2 separate regions of the Homo sapiens genome follow, and region 1 is linked to region 2. The links are chromatin contacts, found by Hi-C in ENCODE. All regions are on one chromosome and are shown on one strand. Each heading gives the region's core, a stretch centred on a gene start or an enhancer-like site at or near the end of the contact. The rest is flanking DNA. Distances are from core to core; before and after follow the strand shown. Region 1 holds the start of SIX6 (SIX homeobox 6). Region 2 holds the start of OTX2 (orthodenticle homeobox 2).

What was found. A loop is a pair of places that touch in the nucleus more often than their neighbours do. Pooled maps may share reads with other maps.
Region 1: a loop to region 2 is called in a map of naive thymus-derived CD4-positive, alpha-beta T cell, with 36 times the contacts of the local background. The contact joins the promoter of SIX6 here to the promoter of OTX2 in region 2. A Hi-C loop is called at or near these places in 1 of 168 maps with a recorded cell type or tissue (naive thymus-derived CD4-positive, alpha-beta T cell), 1 of 37 single-sample maps with no recorded cell type and 7 of 50 pooled maps.

What each region holds. Positions count from the first base shown.
Region 1 is chr14:60,504,650-60,510,571 of GRCh38, forward strand. It overlaps SIX6 (SIX homeobox 6), which reads left to right and starts at 4,497. Exons shown (of 2, transcript NM_007374.3): 1 at 4,497-5,321. The coding sequence starts at 4,750. It also overlaps a transcript of C14orf39 not described here.
Region 2 is chr14:56,808,616-56,814,611 of GRCh38, forward strand. It overlaps OTX2 (orthodenticle homeobox 2), which reads right to left and starts at 1,864. Exons shown (of 5, transcript NM_021728.4): 1 at 1,761-1,864; 2 at 1,544-1,607. OTX2-AS1 (OTX2 antisense RNA 1) reads left to right here and starts at 4,543. Exons shown (of 4, transcript NR_029385.2): 1 at 4,543-4,854. RefSeq lists an enhancer at 3,244-4,136.

The sequences.
Region 1 (5,922 bases), core at 3,247-5,746, 3.7 Mb after region 2:
ACAAGAACCCACTGATATGTAGCTCTAAGCAAGTAATGCAGTGATGTGGTTAGTGCTGTAAACATTTAGGCTTGTCCTAAAGAAGTAGACAAGAGAAAAATGAATTTAAGACCACAGTTTATATTACAAAGTGTATAATTTGTCATCTACTCTTTGGCTTAGATACAAATTTTTATCCAAGTGCCTAGGATCAACCACTAGCTAGAAGTCAAAACACAGTTGAACAGGTAGCCTAACATTTTTTAAGAAAACATTAGGCTAATTAATCATCACTGTGAAGTAGCACATTGTCCCAAATTTAAACTTATACAAATTTCCTCCACTTAACAATATAAACAATTCTGCATCACTTTAAAATGTCATTTAAAAATAGCTGATGAAGAATAATAACAAAATATACTAATCTCTTAAAATTAGGTCAATATTTTAATTGTAATACTTTTTTGCCAATTAATTTAACAACACTAGGAAATCTACAAACATTGCTCAAATGGTGTTTGTTCTCAGAAATATACAATTAAAGAGCCTTCTCTGTTCTTTGTTACAAGGTGCACAATGGCAGGGGAGGAATGCATGAAATAGTGCAATCTACCTTGGCAGTTTATTAGTATAGTTAGTAGTACTTTAAAAGTAGGATATTGAATTCATTCCAAAATCTGAAGGTCTGTACTACCAAACACATAAACAAACACACATCTATATTTATGCATATGATATACCTGAAAATCAGAATGCCAAATAAATAAATGTTTGAAAGTGTAAATTTTTAATAGTGTAATTTCAAACTCGGAAAAATGCCTTTTAAAACTTTCTAGATTATTTTATACTTTTTTAGAAGTAGAGTTATAAAACTAAAAGCCAGTTGTCACCACCAACACTCGGCTTTGAGACACAGGAAAGGGAAACCAAGATCTCTTCCAAAGTCCAAATCACACAAAAGACTGGGGACCTCATTGTCTTCCAGTCTGTGACTCTCAGATGCAGCACAAATGTCTTTATCAAGGAATTCAGATGGATTCAATTACCGCATTCTTAAAATAGCTGATTATGTGAAATTGTGTGAGAAAAAAACAAAAACACAACATTTTAAAAAAGACATTTGACTTAGGAAAAGTCAAAGAAAAGATAAGATTGGAACCCAGAGGTAGGAAAGTATTGACTTCTAAGCACTGCTCTCCTCTGGCAAATGTGAGCAGGGTGTGACCAGGATTCCACCTGTCCTCTACTCTAGAGAGGAAAATCAGTAGGGGCAGAGCGAGGAGTGAGATCCCCATATGTGCAGAAGTCCCACACTGAACTCCAGATATTTCCGGCATGAGCCTCAGAATTCCCTGGGGGCACTTTGCCTAAATCCAGCACGAAACAGTTAGCTACAAAACCAGCCCTTGGACATCATCTTCTACATGATTTTTTTCTCCATATTTGCCCCACAAAATGCAACTCTAGAGAAAGCTGAGTAGACGTCTATGGATTCCCGGCAAGACCCGAGCCTTTGTCCAAGACCTCATGTCCCAATCTACTAGCTGCAAACCACCAGTAGCAAGCTGCAAAACCACCCAGACAGGCCCAAGGCCAAGGGCTGCCACTGTACTTTCTCGATTTCCCGGTCAAATGCAAAAGAAAAATGAAATGTGGGATAAGAAGTGAGGGGTTGCCTGGAGGGTTGGCACAAAACCTCAAAACTGGTAAAAGAAAAAAATATATACCCTTCTGTAAAATTAAGAAAAGCCAGCCCGAAGTCACAGCTTTCGTCTGGCAAACTTGGGAGAAGTACACCTTAAAGGTGGGGTGAGGGTCACCGCCTTCCCCAAAAGAGGGTTATTCCTAAGGAATCCCGTGGAGCTTCCCTCTTTCCCAGGGGGCTCGGCTCACATACTTCTTCCTGTTCGTCCCTTCCCCTTGTGAAGCTGGTGAACAAATAAGTGATTCCAAGGTGCCCTGGCGCAGTCTATTTCCTTTGGGTTAATAAAATTAAATCAAGTCCCTTGCGATGGCGAAGATGGATCTCCTGATAGTAGTCCCCAACCTCCAGGCACTTCTCAGTCCCTTCCTGCCAAGCCACCAGACAGTGCTCCTACTCTGCCACACGCAGCCCGCACCCTTCTGGCGGCTCCCGCGAGGCCAACTCAGACTCTCAGTTCCAGTTGCCCGCGAGCCTCAGACACGCAGAAGCTAAAGCGCCCTCATCTAATTATTTGCAGAACTATTATCCAAGAAATGGGCCATGGGATAAATATTCCCATTTCCTGGATGGGGCCCCTAGACTGTCCACTTGCTCACAAAGATTAAGGGTAAGAAACCAGCTCTCCCCGAATGTGCCGCTTCCAAACTGTCCAGTAAAAGGGCGAGAGGGAGACGTGTGGTCTCCTGGGGCATGGACAACCTCTCCCACCTCAGCAGCTAGGCGCTGGGATCGGGGTCGGCTCTCGGCTCGGCTCGCGGGCTGTAAGGTCTCCGCGGACCCCACCGCCTCTTCTGCGCGCTAAGGGTGAGCGCCAAGCAATTTCGCGAGCAATAGCCGGCAAAGTAACCACCCCGAGAGGGAAAATAAACCTCTGCAAACTGGAGCAAGGGGGTGCTTTCCTCCCCTGGCCAGAAGCTCCGGGATCGCAGCCCTCCCGGGTCCGGCTTCATCCCTGCCCGGCCACCGAGGCCCTCTTTTTCTGCACCGCGGATTCTCCTCCGCCTGCGTGTTCGGGGCCCTTGTATCCGATGTTTCTTTCTAAAAGTTGTCCTTCCGGCTGATTCGGAAGTCGCTCCAAGGGAAAGAAGGTTTATGCTTTGTCATTATCTTCATCGCCCTCTTTATTTTGCCCCTGCCTTGTCGTATTTCAAGAAAATGAACTCTTAGAAAAGAAAGCCTCTCCGTTGAGGCGGTTGGCAATCTCACAGAAATGATGTAAATGGTTTCAGGGCTTTTTTCTTCCCCTCTGCTATTTTTTTCGAGTGAACTGTGAAGATCTGTGAAAATAATATCAGGGTTTTCCGTCAGAACGAGCTTTGCCCTGCACTCAGGCGTGGCGTGATCTGACCCGACACCTCCAACCATCTGTGCTATCTATCTGCCTTCTGATTTACCAGATCTGTACAAGCCGCATACAAATTGTACTTGATACTAAAGAAAAGACAGTCGGGTCCAGTCCAGTTCGGCTGTGAACGTTCTCACCTGATTTCTGTCTAGGGATGGACCTCCCCAAAACGGTTTTCCTGGCGTTTTTGTTATACAGCCCCCTACCAGTTATTTTCTTCAAACTAAACAAACCCCTACCACAGGCCCAGATGAGATCATGGTTTCTTTGACCCAGGCCTCAGAAAATGGTATGATGTGGACTGCCAATTGGGAATCAATAAAAGTTGCCAATTCACTCCACTAGCCCAAAGTCAGAGCCACCAAGCCACTCCTTCCTCACTACAGGAGGGGTCAATAATCAGCGGCTTAGGAAGTGCTTTCTGGGCCCCCGCATTGTCGTGGATGCCCTTCTGTATTGTATTTTTACTGAATTGTTTTTGAGCTAAAATGCCAAGGTTAGAGTTGTTATCCCCAGCTCAAGAGGTATAAGTTCTAACACAAGGTAGGGGCAAAATAAGCCTACAAGGAAAGGAGTTAAGTCGATATTTTAAAAAAGATCTAGGAAATAAGCTTTTAAGTTGCTGTCCTGACCTACCAATGACTTCTCGGCTCTAGATGTGGCTATGCTGCACTTTGTTCAAGTCCATTAAACTGGGGGAGGGGGAGAAAGTATATTTCTCCCCCTTTATTTGGAGGTCCCTACAGCCCACCCTTCTTTTCTTAAAGTGTCTGACTTCGTGGTCTGCATCTGCGTTATCAGACGTGAACATGTCCTTGTTGGCATTTAAAATTATTTTAGTGGGCTTTGAAGGGAGTAAGGCTAGAGTTCAAACTGACCTCTTCTACAGATCCCTGGTCCTGTTCCTGCTGCTCCAGATTTGCTTCCCACTCAGCTGCTTTGGCAACTGGAAAGGGGAAGAGGGAGGCATGCAGAGATGGGTACTTGGGAAAAATGAGAAGATCGCTTCCCCCCACCGGCTTCCTGCTCCCACCGCAAGGTTTGCTGTTTCGTTACAACTAAACTTGCGAATTCTCGGAGCATTTCAGTTTGGCCCAGTCCTCTTTGTCCTCTGGAGACCTCTCGACCGAGACAACGCATCGCCCCAAAGTGAATTCCTGAATTCCTGTGGCATCACTGCCTATTTGGTGGGAAAAAGGGAGGGAGGGGTAGAGCGGGGTGGGGGAGGGAGGAGTAGTGAACGCTGCCGCACTCGCCTCTCTTTTTCTCCCAGACACTCGCATGTCTTTTCAACCTCCAGGTTCTGCAAAATACTGAAGAAAAGTCCAGGAGCTAACGGCGGGCGCTGTCGAGCACGGGGAGGTGCTGAAATAGTCCTGGCGTGCTGATTCAAGCTTTGATTGGCAGAGCCACCCGGTGACTGACAGGGGGTCTCCATGGCGCCCGCGCCGCCAATCCGCCCACCCCAATAGCGGAGCCAGCTCGCCTGCCGGCGTGCCTGAGCCGAGCCGAGCCCGAACCCCAAGCCGCGGAGCCAGCACCTCCTCCAGTCGGGGTCGTCCGCTCCCGGCCGTTGAGCCACCGCCGCCACCCGGTAGTGTGTCCCGCTGCCCCAATCCGCCTCATCAACAAGCGCCTGGCACACTCAGCCAGGCCCGCGGGCATCTGCTGCGTGTCCCGCTCCGGGCTCAGTGCCCTCGCCGCCGCCGGCACTGCCTCGATGTTCCAGCTGCCCATCTTGAATTTCAGCCCCCAGCAAGTGGCCGGGGTATGTGAGACCCTGGAAGAGAGCGGCGATGTGGAGCGCCTGGGTCGCTTCCTCTGGTCGCTGCCCGTGGCCCCTGCGGCCTGCGAGGCCCTCAACAAGAATGAGTCGGTGCTACGCGCACGAGCCATCGTGGCCTTTCACGGTGGCAACTACCGCGAGCTCTATCATATCCTGGAAAACCACAAGTTCACCAAGGAGTCGCACGCCAAGCTGCAGGCGCTGTGGCTTGAAGCACACTACCAGGAGGCTGAGAAGCTGCGTGGAAGACCCCTGGGACCTGTGGACAAGTACCGAGTAAGGAAGAAGTTCCCGCTGCCGCGCACCATTTGGGACGGCGAACAGAAGACACACTGCTTCAAGGAGCGCACGCGGCACCTGCTACGCGAGTGGTACCTGCAGGATCCATACCCTAACCCCAGCAAAAAACGTGAGCTCGCCCAGGCAACCGGACTGACCCCTACGCAGGTGGGCAACTGGTTCAAAAACCGCCGACAAAGGGACCGAGCGGCTGCAGCCAAGAACAGGTCGGTACCTAGAGGCCTCCGCGCTTTGAGCGCACCGGGGAGGAGGCGGGTGGAGGCACCTCTGGCGCCCTTACCCAGTCCCTGGCGACTCCAATTCAGCAGGAGTTGGGAGCGCGGTCTGTCTTGGGTTAAGAGCCCTGCGTTCTGGGCTCCTGGCCGGGAGTTCCCTTGCCGGCTCTGCTTCCCCACCCGCTGGCTCCCCACGCCTGCGGGCAGCTGCAGCAGCTGGTCCCGGTCACCAAACCAAGGCTTCACTGGGACGGAGAGGGGAAGAGAAATAAAAAATTAAAATCCTACAAACAGTTAGGGACCCCAAGACCCAAAGCTAATTCTTGTCAGCCTGGGCACAGGCTCCTACTATTAATCGAAGCCTGGCTTATTAGCAATGTGTCGGTTTCATGTTAATTATCATTTTCAAAGCCCAGGTATATCCCTCCCTAATGCTTTGAAAACAGTTTTCAATGGACTTTTGAGAAATGGGAAGTCGAGTTTTCCTCTTCCCATGCGCTGCCTGCCACTCTTGTCTCAAAACAGCAAACTAGTCCGTGGGCCGAGGCTTTTCGTTTCCCGGAGTGTGGATCTCGATTAGCCAAACATTTTG
Region 2 (5,996 bases), core at 614-3,113:
CCTCTCCTACTCCCCTCTGTTGCTAATAACTTTTGGTGCCTGTAAAAAGTCCCGAGCTGAGCAGGAGAAATCCTGACCCCGAAGCTCTAGGATGGAGGGGAGAATTTCTAGGAGCGACTTCCCCGTCCCCTCCCCAAGCAATCCACCACCGCAGGGTCGGCGCCGCTCGGCCTTCGCTCCCCGCGCACCAGTTCTATCTGTGAAGGAAGCAAAAGCCAACTCGGTGGAATCCTGACAGGGGACTTGGGTTTCCAAAAATATGTCCCGAAATCGGGCATCGATTTCAAGAGTCACTTGAACGCAACAACGCGAAGACTTCTTGGGAGTTTGCAGAGCGACCCGTCGCCCGCGCCCGGCGCTGGCAGGGACCTTCGGATGGTTCTTACTGGGCCGATCCATGGCACAGGCTGGGCCTCGGCGAACCCCTCGGCCCCCGCCCGGCCCCGAGCCACGACACCTCATTGTCCTGGAGCCTGGGAAGGGGGTGCGCGAGCGCGCGGGCGAGCCCTGCCTCTCCCCGCCAGAGAACAGCTGAGGGGCCGCGGTCCCAGCGGGAGGATTCCGGTCCCTGGCCCGGCCGCGGCCTTGGGCGGAGCAGGGGCCACTAGCTGCCACTTCTGCCCGCCCCAGGTGCGCGCGGAGGGCTACGTGGGGCGGGCCGCGACCCGGCAAAGTCATGTTGAAAAAACACTCTTCACGTTCGCTCGGCCTGGTGACCAGGGTCGGGGACCACGACAACCGGGGGTTGGGAGGCTGCGTAATTACAACCCAGGGTGGTTTGGATTTTGGGGGGTGGTGGATATTTAAAAACAAAAAGGAGATCTGGAAGCTTTTGGGAGAAACAGACAACCGAGCTGTGCTAGGCTGAGGGAGAGGAGGCCAAAGAGAGCGAGCAGTGAGCGCCGGGGCGGACGAGAAGCCAGCGCTCCCAGCCTCCTCGGTTATCCGCTCCGGTTTCCGCTCACGTTCAACAGGGGCCGACAGGGGCTCGAGCGGCGGCCCCCGGCCCAGGCCGACCCGCAAGCGAACCGAGCTTCCGGCGCGCGGGCCCAAGGAGGCGCCTGGCTTTTTATTATTGTTGTTTCAATCCATCCATCTAGTTACATCTGCATCTTTTTGTCTCGGACTCTAAAAAGGTCCCTGGGATCCATCCAAACGACCCCAACCAAATCTGGGGGCCAAAACGCAAAGATCGCGGGAGAAGCCCAGAACGGCGTTGACATAAAAACAAAACCACAAACAAAACCTTCCAAAACACCCCAGATTACATTCGCAGCGTTTCGACGACGTTTTGCAGAAGCGACGACCCCCAGGAGCACGCTCTCTGCCTCTCTCCCACTACCGCTCTCATCTCTAGATCACATTTTTCTTTTTGCAACGATCGTTATTACACCTCAAAATTTGTAAGAGAAAAAATACATCCGCCTACAGAACTCCACGTTCGCAGAGGGGCATCGGTCGGTCTATTGGAGGTACTGGGGTGATGGCCGACAGACACGGGGACACGTAGATATGGATATAGACAAGACAGACGGACACTTACCTTACAGCCTCATGGGAGGTTAGAAAAAGTCAAATATCCTTTAAATTCCAAATAGCCAGCTATCCTAAAAGAAATCAAGAGTATTGAGTTAGAAACCTTGCAGTCTTCACCCTTCCATGAAAAGTCAAACACAACCAAAAAAAATTTTTTTTAAAGAACGAAAATGAGGAAGGCGGCTAGAGTTCTAAACACGCGTGGGCCCCTCTGCAATACATACAAAGTAGATGTGGCGAGTGAGGGCTGCTCTAGCAATTTTTATTTTTAATCACAGTGGAGGCTGTGTTGGAGCTGAGGCCGGTCCCGCTCTCAGGGAGATTTGCTGAGAAAGCGCCTCTCTGGCAACTTTTTGACGCAAACTCTCCAACCAATGGCAGGGAGAGAATGATTGACACATCTAAGCCAGAGGGAAAATAATAAAAACACACAACAGGGGGAGGAAAACAGGCCGCTGCTGCACGGGGGGACGAGCAGGCAACAAATCCAGGCCTCCGACATTACCAGAATGTTCTTTAAAGACACTGGGCTTTGCTTAAAATATACATTATGGGCCGGAGCATGTGAACTAATTGTATAATTAAAATGATGGACAGGGAGTTCTTCTCTTACCCTCTTTTCCCCTGCTTCCTTTACTCCGAAATTTCCTTTCCTCTCTTTTTTTTTTTTTTTTTTTTGTTGTTGTTGTTTTTAGGGAAGGGAAGAAAGGAAACCCATGCAATGTAAGATGGAAGATAAAAATATTTAAGTAAATGCTGGAGAATGGCGGGTTAGGGAGTGACTGGGTTATCACATTCAACCCCAGCAATAAGTGTGTGGATGACAGGCAGAAAGCAAGTCAGACTGAAACTCAAAAACACCACTATGCCGTCTCAGACAGGGCCAGAGCACGCTGACGGCCAGAAAGGGTAAAGGAGGGAGGCCTGGGAGTGCGATGTGGGCATGTAGGGAAAACAGAGAGAGAAAGATACACAAGTCCAAGAACAAACTATTTTCTAAAACTCAGTGTCTTCTCTATTCCCTACGCCCTTATAAATATCCTTACACATATAAATAAATGATCCCCGAGTGAGAGACCCCGGCTTCTGGTAGGTTCCTGGGGTTTTTTGGAATTGAGAAGCCCACGACAGACTGCAGGGAACACGAACCCCGGAATCTAATCTCAGGGCCCATTTAGGAGAAGTAGCTGGGACCACATCGGGCCTCGAGGATGCGAGTGTGAGGTCGACAAGATATCGTGGAAGAGAGCGAACGAGGGAGGCCCCCGTTGGAAACAGTTTCTGTGTTAGAACAAACGCCACCAAACGACCGACACTGCGAGGCCTGGAGCTACCTGGGCTGGCGCCGCCCGAGCCCCGGGCTGCGAGCCCAGAGGCTGGGAAGTGATGGGACCTGGGGGCCCGAGCCGGAGAGTGCGACCCCCAGCCCAACTTTTTTGCCTGGCATAGAAAGCAGGGACCGGACAGGTTTCAAACGGATCCGAGTCCCTAGAAAAGCAAAAACAGACTGGGCGGAGTGTGGGGTGGGGGGTGGCTAGTGGAACTGGTGAGTGTGTGTGAATAAGCTGGGTGGGGGTGGGAGCAGAAGACAGCTCTTGCTTCACAACACCCAGTGCAGGAAAAGAAAAATAAAATCTCTTCCTAAATACCCCACCCCCCGCCACCCACCCACCACCAACTACCATCACCACCACGGCCAGTGGGCCCAAAGAAACAGCTCGCTGCCTTTAATTTGGGGACCTATGTTAATGAAGTTGGTAATTAATTCGTCGCTTTGTTGTCGGTTCTTATACTGTATGTGTACTCAAATGTGGCCGTCCTTGGGATTTACAGCAATTAACGAATTACGGGAGTGCGCACGAGGCAGCAAGCTCTCGGCAGCCGGGCTCCGGCTCGGGCTCGGCCTGGGGCTGGGGACTCCGCGGCAGCGGCCCCTGTCACAGGTGTCCCTAGAGCTTTGGGCCCTGGCGGCCCCTCGAGCCCCCGAGGGGCCCGGAGCCCGCCCAGCTCCTTCCCGGCCCTCTGCAGCAGCTCCAGTCCGGAGACCCGCTGGCTGTCGCGTTCCCAGGAGTCAAGAGTTTCTAGGGGCCCGGGCGGGGGGGAGGGTGAGTACCGACCTTTTTTCTCACCCCACCCCCACTGTACTGAAACACCTGGCGGCCGCCCCCGAAGCCTTTAATGGGGATGGTGGTGAGGAGGGGGTAACAAATGCCCCGGGCGTTATGACCCTCGTGGCGCTGGCTGTCGGAGGCACTGGTTGGGTGCGCTTGGTCAGAGTCATGATGCTTTCGATGAAGGAAAGGCAAATCCACCTCGATCACCTGAAGCAGAGTCTCCTTCCTACCCCTAGAAAAGACAACGTTTCCCCCAGTTTGATCACAATGATGTTTAAAGCATAAAAGAGCCGAAAAAGAAAAATGGACGTTGTGAATCTGGCAGAGGGGAAGGCCGGAGGAAGGCCTTGGGGACAGTGGGCATGGGGTGGGATGGAGAATGATCAGAACATGCGCTTGTGAGCTAAACCAAGTAAACCATTTTGGACTGGGAGATCCATCTGCCGTAGGGTCCAGTGTCCAGGGTAACCTTTCAAGCCCGATGTAGAGGTTTGCGATGTCCTCCCAGATGGCGGGGGCAGCTGAATCTCCCTAAAAATCCCCCTGTTCTATTCGACAGGGGCAGATTTATGCATGGTGGGGCGTGAGAGGGTTTTGCCCTTCCAGCGGCCGGCAGCAGACAGCTCCCGCTTCTCCTTTGCCCTCTAGTCTAATAACTTCGCAGAAATACAGGGCCAATAAACTACGAGTTGGAAATGGACAGTGTTAAATAAACAAGGGTCTCTTTAAAATTCTCATCCACTTCAGATGTCTAAAGTAAGATTGTGATGATTTTGTCACGGTTTGGTAAATTTACCCCTTTAAGAGGCTTTCATAAATCCCAGAACACACCTTCAGCCAGATTTGAATATAGATTTAGGTTTTAAAACCCAGAAGCTGGAAACACCGCTTTATCAAAGAGAATTTCCCTTTAGCTTAGCAATGTGCTGAAGCTCTTAAAAGATTGGATCTGAGAGAGAGAGACAGAGAGGAGAAAGAGAACTAGAGACAGAGAGAGGCAGACAAGGAAGGGGGGGGGGGGTGAAAGACTTTCTTTTTCTTTCTAGAGGAATTCTGCCCAGACTCTGCAGCAGTTGGTAGCAGGCAAGCTTTCTCCTGGGTGTCGCCTTGAAAAGTTGCAAAATTGCTCTTCACCTGTAAGAACATGCTCTTTATCTTCCAGTCTCTTCTTGTCAATTTGGAAATTGCAGACTGCCCGGCTCAGGTACAGTCCCCACAAACCCTATTCTAGGTCAGGACAAAAGCCACTGGCTTTGGGGGAAGGGGGCTGGGCTCTTTTACTGAAAACCTTAGATGCTTGGTGGGAGAAAAAGACTCTTTGGATGAAAAGTCTAACTCTTGATTTTCAGTAAGTTCTTGAACTTCCAATTTACCTAGTATCTGTTCATTGTATTTCTGTGTTTAACTTTTTTTCTGTGTCCTGTGTCGTTAACATTTTTTTTCTATGAATCTGACTTATGGTAGCATGCTTTGTGTTTTTAAATAATTTTCATTAAAAAGTGGATGGTTTTTAATTGCCACTTGTACAATTATTTTGCTACGCATATGAGATATAAGCATTCAGAAGCTAAATTAAGAAAGCCAATACGAAGGGAATCAAATTATTTGTCAGAGCTTGTGTGCAGTTTCTAGAATATGTCTAATATGCATATTTTGAAATCAAGATTCATGTGTGGCACTAACTAGGCTCAATTTCTCCACCGCACAAGCCAGGCCAGTTTAAAATATTCCAAACTTTCCTCCAAGTTTATTAACTTTGGTGGGGGGAGTGGGGGAGGGGGAGGGGAGAGAAGACATCCCGGGATTCTTCCAGGCTAATTAAAAAAGAAGAACAAAACCCATATTCCGTGAGAACATAGCCTTTTGGGGGAAAGGAGCCAGTTAGACTTCCTTAACACTGAATTCAGAAATATGAACATTAATTTCCAATCTTTTCAGCAATTCACTGGACAGTGAGGGACTACATTTTGCCTTAGAAGCACCATAATACCTAGAAAGAAGTCATTTTTTCATTAGGTTTTTAGATATATCTTTATTATAAACTTTGAGGAGATTAACCTTAATTTTTTTAACAAGGATTTAAGACTGGAAATGCAGACAAAATTTAGGGGAAAAAATAAGGCAACAGATCACTTATAAATTAAGCTTGGGTCTCTCACTCCCTGCATTGCGGTTGCCTCAAAAAAGAGGGTAAGGGAGAAAGAAACAACTTCAAAGATAGGATTGGGCTGTCTCGATAAAAGAGTAGGGAGGCAAACTCCAAATGCGAAAAAGAGGAAAAGAGGACCATGTTGTTCCGGAATGAAACGGATTAAGATTGTGTGACAAGTGCGAGATGTGGTGCTG